Linked DNA regions of Homo sapiens: region 1 is linked to region 2. Evidence: chromatin contacts called from ENCODE Hi-C or POLR2A ChIA-PET data. All regions are on one chromosome and are shown on one strand. The core of a region is the stretch at or near the end of the contact, and the rest is flanking DNA. Distances in the headings are between cores, read along the strand shown. Region 1 has its middle 17 kb from the start of CC2D2A. Region 2 overlaps C1QTNF7-AS1 (C1QTNF7 antisense RNA 1).

Region 1 (5,187 bases), core at 2,682-5,181, 150 kb before region 2:
GTTATTGTTGCTCTGTTGCTTCCTCACTACCCTATTGGTGTTTCCTGCAACTCCCAAATAACCACTTATACTCAAGTCCTTGTCTCAGAGTCTGCTTTTGGGGGAAATCTGCTAAAATTGTCATTTTTTACATATATTACCACATTTTGTTCTTGCAAAGACCCTGTGAAATTATGAACTGAACATCGCAGTGCCTACCTGATGACACACTTTTGGAAAAAAAACAAAACAAAACTGCCTACATCTCGTGCTGATGGGCTTTGAGCAGGCAACTGTGCTTTATACCAGTATTCACAGTCCTAGCTGATGGGACCGAAGGAGGGTGTGGATCAGCTGCAGCCAATCCCCAGGCTGGCTCTTTGATAAACAGGGGCCTGCCAAACATGAGATCCTCACTCTGGGGATTTGAACTGAGACATGAAGAAAGAGTCAGCAGGGATTGAGCAATTGGAGCTAAAGCAAAGAACATGTCATGAACTAGAGCTGGGCTGGGAGATGCCAGCAGAGATTGAAATGATGAGAAATCAGAATCCATGCTGTAGAAAAGGCAGATAACAGGGTGAGGAAACCTGTGAGTGGTATGAGAAGCCCATGGATGCAAAAGAAGCAGAGACGTGAAGCAGAGTGGAGTCAAGTTCTTCACTGAGGGCCAGTGTCAGGATCTACCCTGGCCTCCACCAAGGCCCTGGAGGGCTGTTGGAGCCACTCAGCTGGAAGTAATGGCCTATAAGGCCTGGTCCAAGCAGAACTCCAGCACCCATTACTCCTGCTCTGATTTTGTAAAATAGCGATTTCAGAAGGCAGTTGCCAAGTTTTGCTTTTAATTGGGAGTGCAAAACTAGGTATAGCCTTGCCTATTGAATTAGAATACAAGAGTTTCCAAACTTTCGTTAGAACTGGAAGGGTAACCAAAGGCTCCTTTAATTCAGGGAAGGCAAGTTGATTTCATCTCAAGGGTACATGCTTGTTGATGGATGGACCTGGAGACTTTGTTGAGAATTCTGAGGCTGCCCTGGGGCACAGTGGGAAGAAATGCTTCTATCTATTACCAATGTCTGCCATGAGTTTGGAGAAAGACAGCACTTACTTTCCACCACCAATCCAGTGTGGAATCAGAGGCTTAAAGGATTTAGGTGATTTGTCTAAAAGTCACACAAAGCTGATTATTGGAATTCCTGGGGCTAGATCTTGTCTTCTGACTTTCCACCCAAAAGATTCTCTAATGGCTTTCTCATCCAGCTAACTTTGGCCCTTTAAAACTGTTTTAGGAAGCTAAGAATCCCTTCTCAAAAGAACAATTACTTCTTGTTATATGAGAAATTATATGCACGGCCTTCCAAAAAGTTAGTTGGACTCATATTTATGTTTTTGTAGGTGAATTTTTGTTCATAATTTAGAGTTGCCAAATTTAGCAAAAAGGAATACAGGACACCCAGTTAAATATTTGAGACAGTTTTCTACTAAATGATTGTTATGTGAAATTTATATTTGAATCTTCTGAATTTTATCTGGCAACCCTAAAAGGGAATCAGGTGGGCAACTCCTTGTGTGGACACACCTTGATATATTGATGGATATATGGCTTCTGGGCCCTGACCATCTCACATACTAACCTTCTAGTTATTATTTGTCAATATTCTGACCAACTGGGACATCTCAGGAGGCTGTGCTTTAATTTTAGTTCTACATGTAGTAAGACCTGGATGTTTTCTGTAGAAAATCCTTGCAACTCTCTTTGTTGTTCTGGAGTAATAATAATAGTAAGACCTGAGTGTTTTCTGTTTCAGTAACAATGGGGATGCTCAGTGGTGCCAAATTTATCTGAAACTGTGGTTGGAATAGATCACTGAGACTTTGTTTTTTCTTGTTTATTTCCACCAAGGCAGCATCTCACAATCTTGTAAAAGATAGTACTTTTGTAATGAAAGAGCATCTATGCAACCCCTTAGAGTTTATGATTTTTCTCCTTTTAGTGCTAGCAGATCATTTTTTGGAACCCTAACTATATTGGGCAAGTCTTTACTTCGGTAAGTTCTGCCACCTCCATGATGGCACTGGAGTGAAGCCATGAATTCAGTCTTCTTCATATAGCTGCTCATAAATGCCTTTGCCATCTGACAAATGCATTGGTTCTGAATGACTTCATACTGTTGTAATCCATTGGGTTCATAGTTCTGGACTAAGAAAAACTCAATAAAATGATGTAAACTCAAGACTAATTTCCCTCCCTGTTCTAGTTAGGAAGAAACAATTTAAAAACATATAAACTAGTATTACTTGGTGGTAATCTTGCTTTAAAAAATCCTCTGGAATAGACATCCAGGTACGCCACCAGGAAACTTTAAGAATGATATCGTGTTTTACACTTCAACTCCTAAGAGTTTTATTTCTCTCTCCTTAGACATTTTCTCTGCAATTTTTGGAAACAAAATAATATGCAACTAGCCTAAGAGCATACATAAAATATTTTATGTAAAATGAGTACAATGTTTATTGTAAAAATTAAAAATAAAGGTCAAAAGAGTAGAGATTTAAAATTCCCCATTAATATTTTAATTTAGACTTTTTCTATGCATATGGGCAAACAGACTTTAAAAATGAAATGAGTACTGAAAATATTCCTCAGTCATCTACTTTGTTTAGTTAATATTTTGTGAATATCTTATGGTGCCAATACATTTCCATCCTCTTTTTTTTAAAGACAGGGTTTCCCTATGTTGCCCAGACTGGCCTCAACTCCTGAGCTCAAGCAGTCCTCCCCAGCAGCTGGAACTACAGGTGCAAGCTCTTGTGCCTGGTGGGGCATCCTCATCATTTTTTATGACTCTGTTTCATTGGATGAGTGTATCACAGCTCATTTCACCCATGTTGAGGCTATTTCTCAATTTTCCATATTGCAAGCTTTGCTGCAGGGCTCTTTCTGCAATTAAACCTTTGCACACATTATTAATTATTTTCTTGGAGTAAATTCTTAGAAATAGGAGACTTGGTGATTTTTGTATCTTAGAAAACATTTTAAAAAATCCTGGCTATAGTAAAAGAGAATTTGGATGAGGGCACAGTTTCTTGCTCTTCCTGTACACCTTCCAGGATGGAGTCTCTTTAACTTGGGATTCTCACAAGGGAAGAGATATCATACCTGAAATGAGGAGCAGCTATGGGGTCATTTCTGTAAATAAAGGTCAGTTGGAAAAAGTAGATTTGGGGGGCTGTGTAGACTCTCTCACCATGACAAGACTGTACAGATATGGTTCACAAGTGGTTCTCAATTTTGACCCCCCAGGAGACATTTGGCAATGATGGGAGATATTGTTGCTTGTGATGACTCACGTGGTTGGGTGGAGATGCTACTAGCATCTAGTGGGCAGAGGCCAGGGATGCTGCTAATGTCCTATGATGCACAGGACAGCCCTTAAAAAAAGAAGGATCTGGCTCAAAGTGCAAGATTCCTACCAAATTTAGGAAACAGTGATGCAGAGCAGAAATAAAAAGGGATCAATGAGTCTCTTGAAAACCATGGTACAGCACTGCAAATTTTATGTTTTCTTTTCTTTCAAAAGAGTCTTCAGTTACCCAATATATTTGGCATGTCTCAGGCTGATCTACAAACCACATTAGGGAACACACAAGGCCTGTGGAATGTGTGGTCCTACTTGCTCCTGGCTTCTGTTAGGATTAATCTTGACAAGAATGTGTAGTGTGTATAGAGGAATTTAGACTGCCTGGATTTTTCTAAGCATGATAGTACAACGATGATGCTAAAAGATTGCCTAGGTTCCTTTTGTGGAACTAAACCAAATGCAGAGGGTCAGCATCAATCCTTTGGGGCCAGTCTCTGTTCCTTGGGCAGAGCAAAGTAGGTTGTTATATTTGGGACTCCTTAGAGTTTGCCGAGCTGCATGTTCTGGCCGCACTGAATATTTTGATCATGAGTAAGCCAGTCATGATTGTGACAGGCTTAGCTCCCAGCTAAGGTCAGAGGAAAATGATGTTTGCTAGGATCAAAGGAAGATAATTGTGGATATTGCATTTCCTCCATAATGCAATGATCTTGCTGTGAAAACATGTCTTAAAGAAGAGGCCTTGAGAGGCAGGGGAGTGCATGTGTGTGTGCTCATGACAGGGCATGGGCATTGGAGGTGGATGGGCAGAGCTAGAATATCCCACATTTATTAAGGCTTGTCATGGGCAAATTGCTCAATTGCTCTGAGCCTCAGTACTGTTACCTCTAAAGGGGTAAGAAGAGTATTTAACTCATGATGAGCTGGAAAGCTACTAGGTTAGAATCTTGAACTCCTAAATCTCCACCAGCTGTTTGTTGCTGTTGCAAGTTTAGGAGAGGGACTTAGGAGGGACACTGTGGCAAAAACCCTCTGTTCATCAGTCCAAGGACTTCACTCCAAGATCCCATGCAATTTTTTTGTAAGTGGAGCTGGGCCACATCTGAGACTCAAGGGTTCCTTGTGCATAAATTACACAGCTCTGGAAAAATGTTCCTTCTGCTGTATGCATTCAAGGAACCAGTAAAAACAGGAAGCCAGTTTTATTGCATAAGCTGTGTGGAGTTTTAGAGAGACTAGAGAAGGAAGAGATCTGGGAGGGGAGCCCTGTGCTGGTTGATTTCCGTTGCTCCTACCCTCTCTCCTGGCTCCCATCCATCTTCTATCCCTGTCTGTTCTGAGTTTTGCCCAAGAAGTTCATCTCTGTGCACTGCATCACCAAGACTATCTGGGCACCTGGAGTCATGGGCTTTGACCAGTGAGGGGTATAAATAGGAGACTGAAAGGTAGAAGAGGGTGGTCAGGGGATTCACAGTCCTGGCTTCTTCCCTACTTCTGGCAGTGGCTGAGCTCTTCTGCAGGTGTAGTTCCTGTAGGCTGGTCCCTCTGCCAAGTCTCCAGTTCTTCACTGCACTTTGCAACCACCACTGCCTCTCCTCCTTTTCAGGATTTGGGATGGTGAAGCATTCCTGCTGTTGCTAGTCCTTGGATACTTCAGCATCCCTGCATGGTTCTTTTCACCCCACCTGCACCTTTAATACAGTTCTTTCATTTGACCTTCCATAGTGAAATCCTTTTGAAAGTGTTATGCTGCCTTCTGCCTGAACACTGATAGGCACATCCTGGAGAGAGAAGAACCCCTAGAGAACTTGGTATGTGGCCTTGAGAGTCTTTGAACTTCTCCATT
Region 2 (4,922 bases), core at 1-2,500:
TGAACAGTGGGGATAATAATTTCTAACTCACATGGCTATTGTGGGGATTAATTAGGTTAAATGAGAGAACATACATAAAGAGCCTATCACATTATTTTACATAGAACACAGGACAGTTGACACATAATCAGAGCATGACCACTCTTTCTTATATAATCACACTTTCCCTTTTTTAAAAATTTTTTTTAAGAGACAGGGTCTCGCTCTGTCACCCAGGCTGGGATGCAGTGTTGCAATCAGTGCTCACCGTAACCTGGAACTCTTGGGCTCAGCGATCCTCCTGCCTCACCCTCTCAAGTAGCTACGGCTGCAGGTGCCTGCTGTCACAACTGGATAATTATTTTTATTTTTGTAGAGACAGTCTTGCTCTGTTGACCATGCTGGTCTCAAACTCCTGGCCTCAAGTGATCTTCCCACCTAGAACTCCCAAAGCACTGGCATGTTCTTTCTGGATCCTTTCATCCTGTGCTTGTTCTGGTAACAAGGTCCTGGCAACAGTTTCTGTATCCTGGGGTAATGCAGTTTATGTTAGTGCGATGTATGGCCCGTCTCCAGGTTGCTCAGTATAGCACAGAATCATCTGGTGAAAAGTCTGCAGGGGCTCCCTCTTGCTTTCAGGTTAGAAATATAAACTCCTCAGCCTGTTATACAAGACCCACCATGCCTACCTGCTGCCTCCTTTTCCTACTCACGACTCACCAAACACCCACTACTCCCTGGATATAAACCTTTGACTCAAGCCCAGATAATAAATTTCTGTTGGGATCACCTCTGGCTCCAACCTCCTTCCTGCCCTTGTCAGTGGTTTTCGCTTTTGGTCACATGTTGGCCTCTGCCTGGAATGTCTTCTCTCCTCTGGAAGTCATTCAGTGTGTGATATGGCCTGCAATAAGGGGAGAAGAGGAAAAGGAGAGTCATTGATGAAATCAGTAATGGAAGAGAAAACATTGTGTCTATGTGGGATATGCTGGTGAGGGGGTGGGTAGGATAGGGAAGGGCAGCTGGTGCAGTTAAGAAGAAAGAGAAAGAACAGCTTCAGGAAGCAGGAAATTGTTATCCTAAAGTCAGCCTGGATAACCTTCATGTCAGAAGGTGGAGAGGTTGAGTGGAGATGGGTGAGATACTGATGACCCACCGTTTTAAGGCCAATAAAAAGAGATGGAAAAGGATAGGAGAAGCATCTGGGTTGCCTAAGATGGCTGCACTGTCTGCTATCCCCTGGCCCCCTGCCTCCTCAGCCTGTCTCATTCCTTACCACTCCCTATTCCATGTTCCCTGCCAGTAACACACAACTGCCTGTGGTCTACCCTTGACCTTGTTATCCAATCCCTGTGTTCTTTGCTTCTTTGATTTACTTATGCTTTTTTCCTCAGCCTGGAATGCCCTCTCCCTGCTTTGTGAATCCGTCATCCTTTAAAATGCAGCTCTGTCCTTCCTCTGGGAAGCCTTGTTCAATGGATCCTGCTTTGCTTTCCCCTTCCCTCACCCGAGTCTCTCCTGTCTCTCTGCTAGGTCACTGCTTCATGCTTCTGCTATTATAAGCATCCTGTTTTCTGCATTCCACTTACTCACTTGTTTGCTCTATGACTGTAGATTGTCAAGTACAGGAACTGTGGTTTGCTCATCTGTAAATACTCAGTGCCTAGCCTGTCATGTGGTAGATACTCAGTAATTTTTACTAAATCAAATTGAATATCTTAGGAAGATTTGCTGACATGGCAAAATGTAAAGCCATAATGTAAAAATCTAGGAATGACAGGGAATTTATTACATAAAAGGAATGGAGGTAAACAGTACGATGAGTATAATAGATATCGTCACACAGACCAACGTGAAGGTTTTAATGAACACCATGTGAGAGCTCCAACATATTCAGAAGCTATAAGCCAAGTATAATTGCTGAGGATTTTGTGAAAAGCAAGCTCTCACAAGTAGAGTCTAAAAATACTGACATTTCACCCAAAGCCTGAAGGATAAAAAGGAAGACAATGGGGTAAAGAGCTAAGAGAAGAAAAACGTCTCAACAGAACTGTTAGTATGCAATTGGTTAGCTTTTGCTGAGTAACAAAACACCTATAAATGACAAACATAGATTATTTCTCACAGTTCTTAGGGTTAGCTGAATGGTTTTCTGCTCAAGGATATCTTGGCCAATCTCCATGGTCAGCTGGCATTTTGCTGGCAGTGGGGGGTGTAGGGTGGCTCCATTTATGCCTAGAGGTTGACAGGACACTTAGTGTAAAGGTCCCCAAATGGGATGCCTTATCTCTCTTTGCATTGTCTCATCCTCTACTATGCTTGTTCTCATGGTTTAGTCAGGGTTCCGAAGAGCAGCAAGAGCCAGTAAGCCCCAGTGAGCAGGTATCTGCTTGTATCCCATGTTCTATTGTTCTGCAGCCAAAGCAAATCATGTGGCAAAGTTCAAAATCAATGTAACAAGGGACCGAGGGAGGCAGAATGGGGACTTTTGAATCACTGGGGTCAATTACAGCAACAGTCAACCCAGCTTTGGGACATCCCCAGGGTGGGAAAGGACCCTTTGGGAGGAGTCAGAAACAGATGACTGATGTGAGGATGATAAGGTAGGCATGACGTAGAGCCCTGTGATTTGATTTGGACAGTCACATGTGATTGGAAGTGATGCATGTTGCTTCCAGGCAAATCAATTAATTCCCCATGTGAGGTTCAACCAGCTAGTTTTCTCCTATCACAGCAATGATGGAAGCTCATTCTGACACAGAAGAGAAATGTTGAACCATCCCATAGAGGATAGCTGACTCAGAGAGCCATTCAGACACCCAGCACAATTTGTGTGAAAAATAAGCCTTTGTTGCGATAAGCCCCTGTGGTTTGGGGGGATTGTTTGTTATTGCAGCGTATCCTAACCCTCAGTGGCTAATATGGAAATGCAATGCAGGTAGCTGTTGAAGGCATGGAGATGGATAATTTTACCTGCAGAAAGAAGGTAAAGAAAGTAGAAAAGAGCACCCAGGACTGAGTGTAGGGTCATCCCAACATTTACAAATTAGGTGGTGGATGAGAAGTTAGCAAAGTTTGCCATGATAGAGACTAGCCTTTGGGTAAACACTGTATACATCCTAAAGTTTTCTTTAAAATTTATATGTGATAGGGACTGATGGTTTTCATCTGTACAGAGCTAACGCCAATGGATGCAGTTGCTACCTTTCCATTTTCCTGGGTTACCTCACACCCTGCAGCTGAATTTACCAAAGAAGCAGGGAGATGTACAGATCCACGCTCAAACAAACTAAACAAAATTATTGTGTAGATGCAAAATCATAGTATCTTTTTATATAAAGCAGGGGCGTAATTAAAGCTGAGAAAAAGACCAGCAGCAGGGCATTCTTTTGGTCCTTTTTTCATCTTCCTCTTCATGTTTTCTTGAATTTATCCTGTAAGCCTGTGGAGGACACAGGCTTGCATCTTCATTGGCATCCTTGATTGCCTTGCCCAAAGTGGGGAGATGTAAAATATTTCCAGATACACATAACTTCTAGTTTAAAGGTGCAGAGGCTAGGAGTCTGGGCGTTGTCTTGTTTCCTGGGATAATTTGTTGCAGAAAATGTTTGCTTTCTCTTTTCAAAGATATCCTAAGCTTTGTTGAACAGCAGACTTTACACCGACAGTGGATGTCTGCAAAATGTAATAGATTTCAGTGTTGTAGTCTGTTCTTATGATTCTCCTGGGCTTGGAGAGAGGCTGCCAGAAATTTAAAATCTGCTGATTTCTTAGGTGCAGAATGTGCTGACCTTCCTCATACTGTGTGTCCTAGCTGTGCTAATTTTGTTCTTCTGAGAAGCAGAGTGGAGGGTATGGTCTAGCTCTACTTTGGACCACTCGAGACTAGCTCTGCCAAGATAGGTCTCTATTTCATGTCAAATTTCACATCAAATGCAGGTGGCAAGGGATGATGACACCCTAGGGACAAACCTTCCATCCTCACCTCTGTGTTTTTGTGTCACAAACAAATCTAAGGGATTTGGCTCTGACTTTGGAGCTACATTGATCTCTTGTGGGCAATTAACTCCACATCCAGATTTGAAACTTTAAGATTCAACTTCCTTTGACCTGAACTAGGCAGGAGAGCTGTTTTATCTCGCAGGTATGCCTGTGGTGAGAAAACTCTGCAGAGAACTGCATCTGCACTACATTTTCTGAGTCTCATGTTTTCTTCCACCAGAATAGTCTCCAGGGTGTAACTAGTCAGCATTGCTTGTTCTTTAACAGTCACTCCATGGATCCACTCCTCCAGAAACATCCTTGATGCCTCTTCTCACTCCTATCTGAGTTGGTTGCCTCTCTTTATGTGCTTCAATGGCACCTTGGGTGTATTCTGTCATGGCAGGAGCTGCCAGCCTGTCTACTTGTGTCCTGTGCCAGGTCTTCATGCCTGGTATCTCATCCAAGGCTCACAACAACCCAGTAAGGTTAGTGCCATTGGTCTAAGGTTAGTGGCATTTGCAGATGAGAACATGGAAGGGCACAGAGAGTAAGTAATTTACTCAAGGTACACTATTAGCGACTGGCACTTTAGATTCAATCAAGACAGCCTAACTCCAGATGGCTCTCTCCTGGACTCCCCTGACTCCGTATAGTAAGGACCATGATGTTTCTGTCTTTGTGTCCTGGGCACCAAGCAGAGAGCCTGACCATGTTGAGAACTCTAGAACTGACAGGCAGACTGATCACGGACTGAAGTGAGCCACATGCAAGTCTGTCATGTGAAGCTGCAAGTTCTTTGGGATCAGGGGCTGTGACCTTTATAGTTGATGCCTAATCCACAGCAAAGCCTCTGGCACAGAACAATTAAAAAACATCAAAAAGAATAGTGAACACAATGAGAACATTTATTATGTGCCAGGAGCTACTGGAAGCACTTTACGTTGATTAAAGTTTATAAT

Evidence for each region. Hi-C counts contacts between places; a loop is a spot of excess contacts on that map. ChIA-PET counts read pairs that join two places held with the same protein, here RNA polymerase II (POLR2A). Pooled maps may share reads with other maps.
Region 1: a loop to region 2 is called in a pooled map, with 6 times the contacts of the local background. The contact joins two enhancer-like sites. A Hi-C loop is called at or near these places in 2 of 50 pooled maps. POLR2A ChIA-PET finds 5 or more read pairs at or near these places in 3 of 52 experiments (AG04450, activated naive CD4-positive, alpha-beta T cell and naive thymus-derived CD4-positive, alpha-beta T cell).

What each region holds. Positions count from the first base shown.
Region 1 is chr4:15,450,680-15,455,866 of GRCh38, reverse strand. No RefSeq gene overlaps it. Among named protein-coding and RNA genes, the nearest start is that of CC2D2A, 17 kb to the left of the region's middle. Within about 2 kb of position 3,931, at least 8 of the 41 ENCODE cell types and tissues checked have a DNase peak (open chromatin) inside an H3K27ac peak, as active enhancers do.
Region 2 is chr4:15,299,904-15,304,825 of GRCh38, reverse strand. All of the region lies in intron 1 of C1QTNF7-AS1 (C1QTNF7 antisense RNA 1), which reads left to right. Among named protein-coding and RNA genes, the nearest start is that of C1QTNF7-AS1, 130 kb to the left of the region's middle. Within about 2 kb of position 1,250, at least 2 of the 41 ENCODE cell types and tissues checked have a DNase peak (open chromatin) inside an H3K27ac peak, as active enhancers do.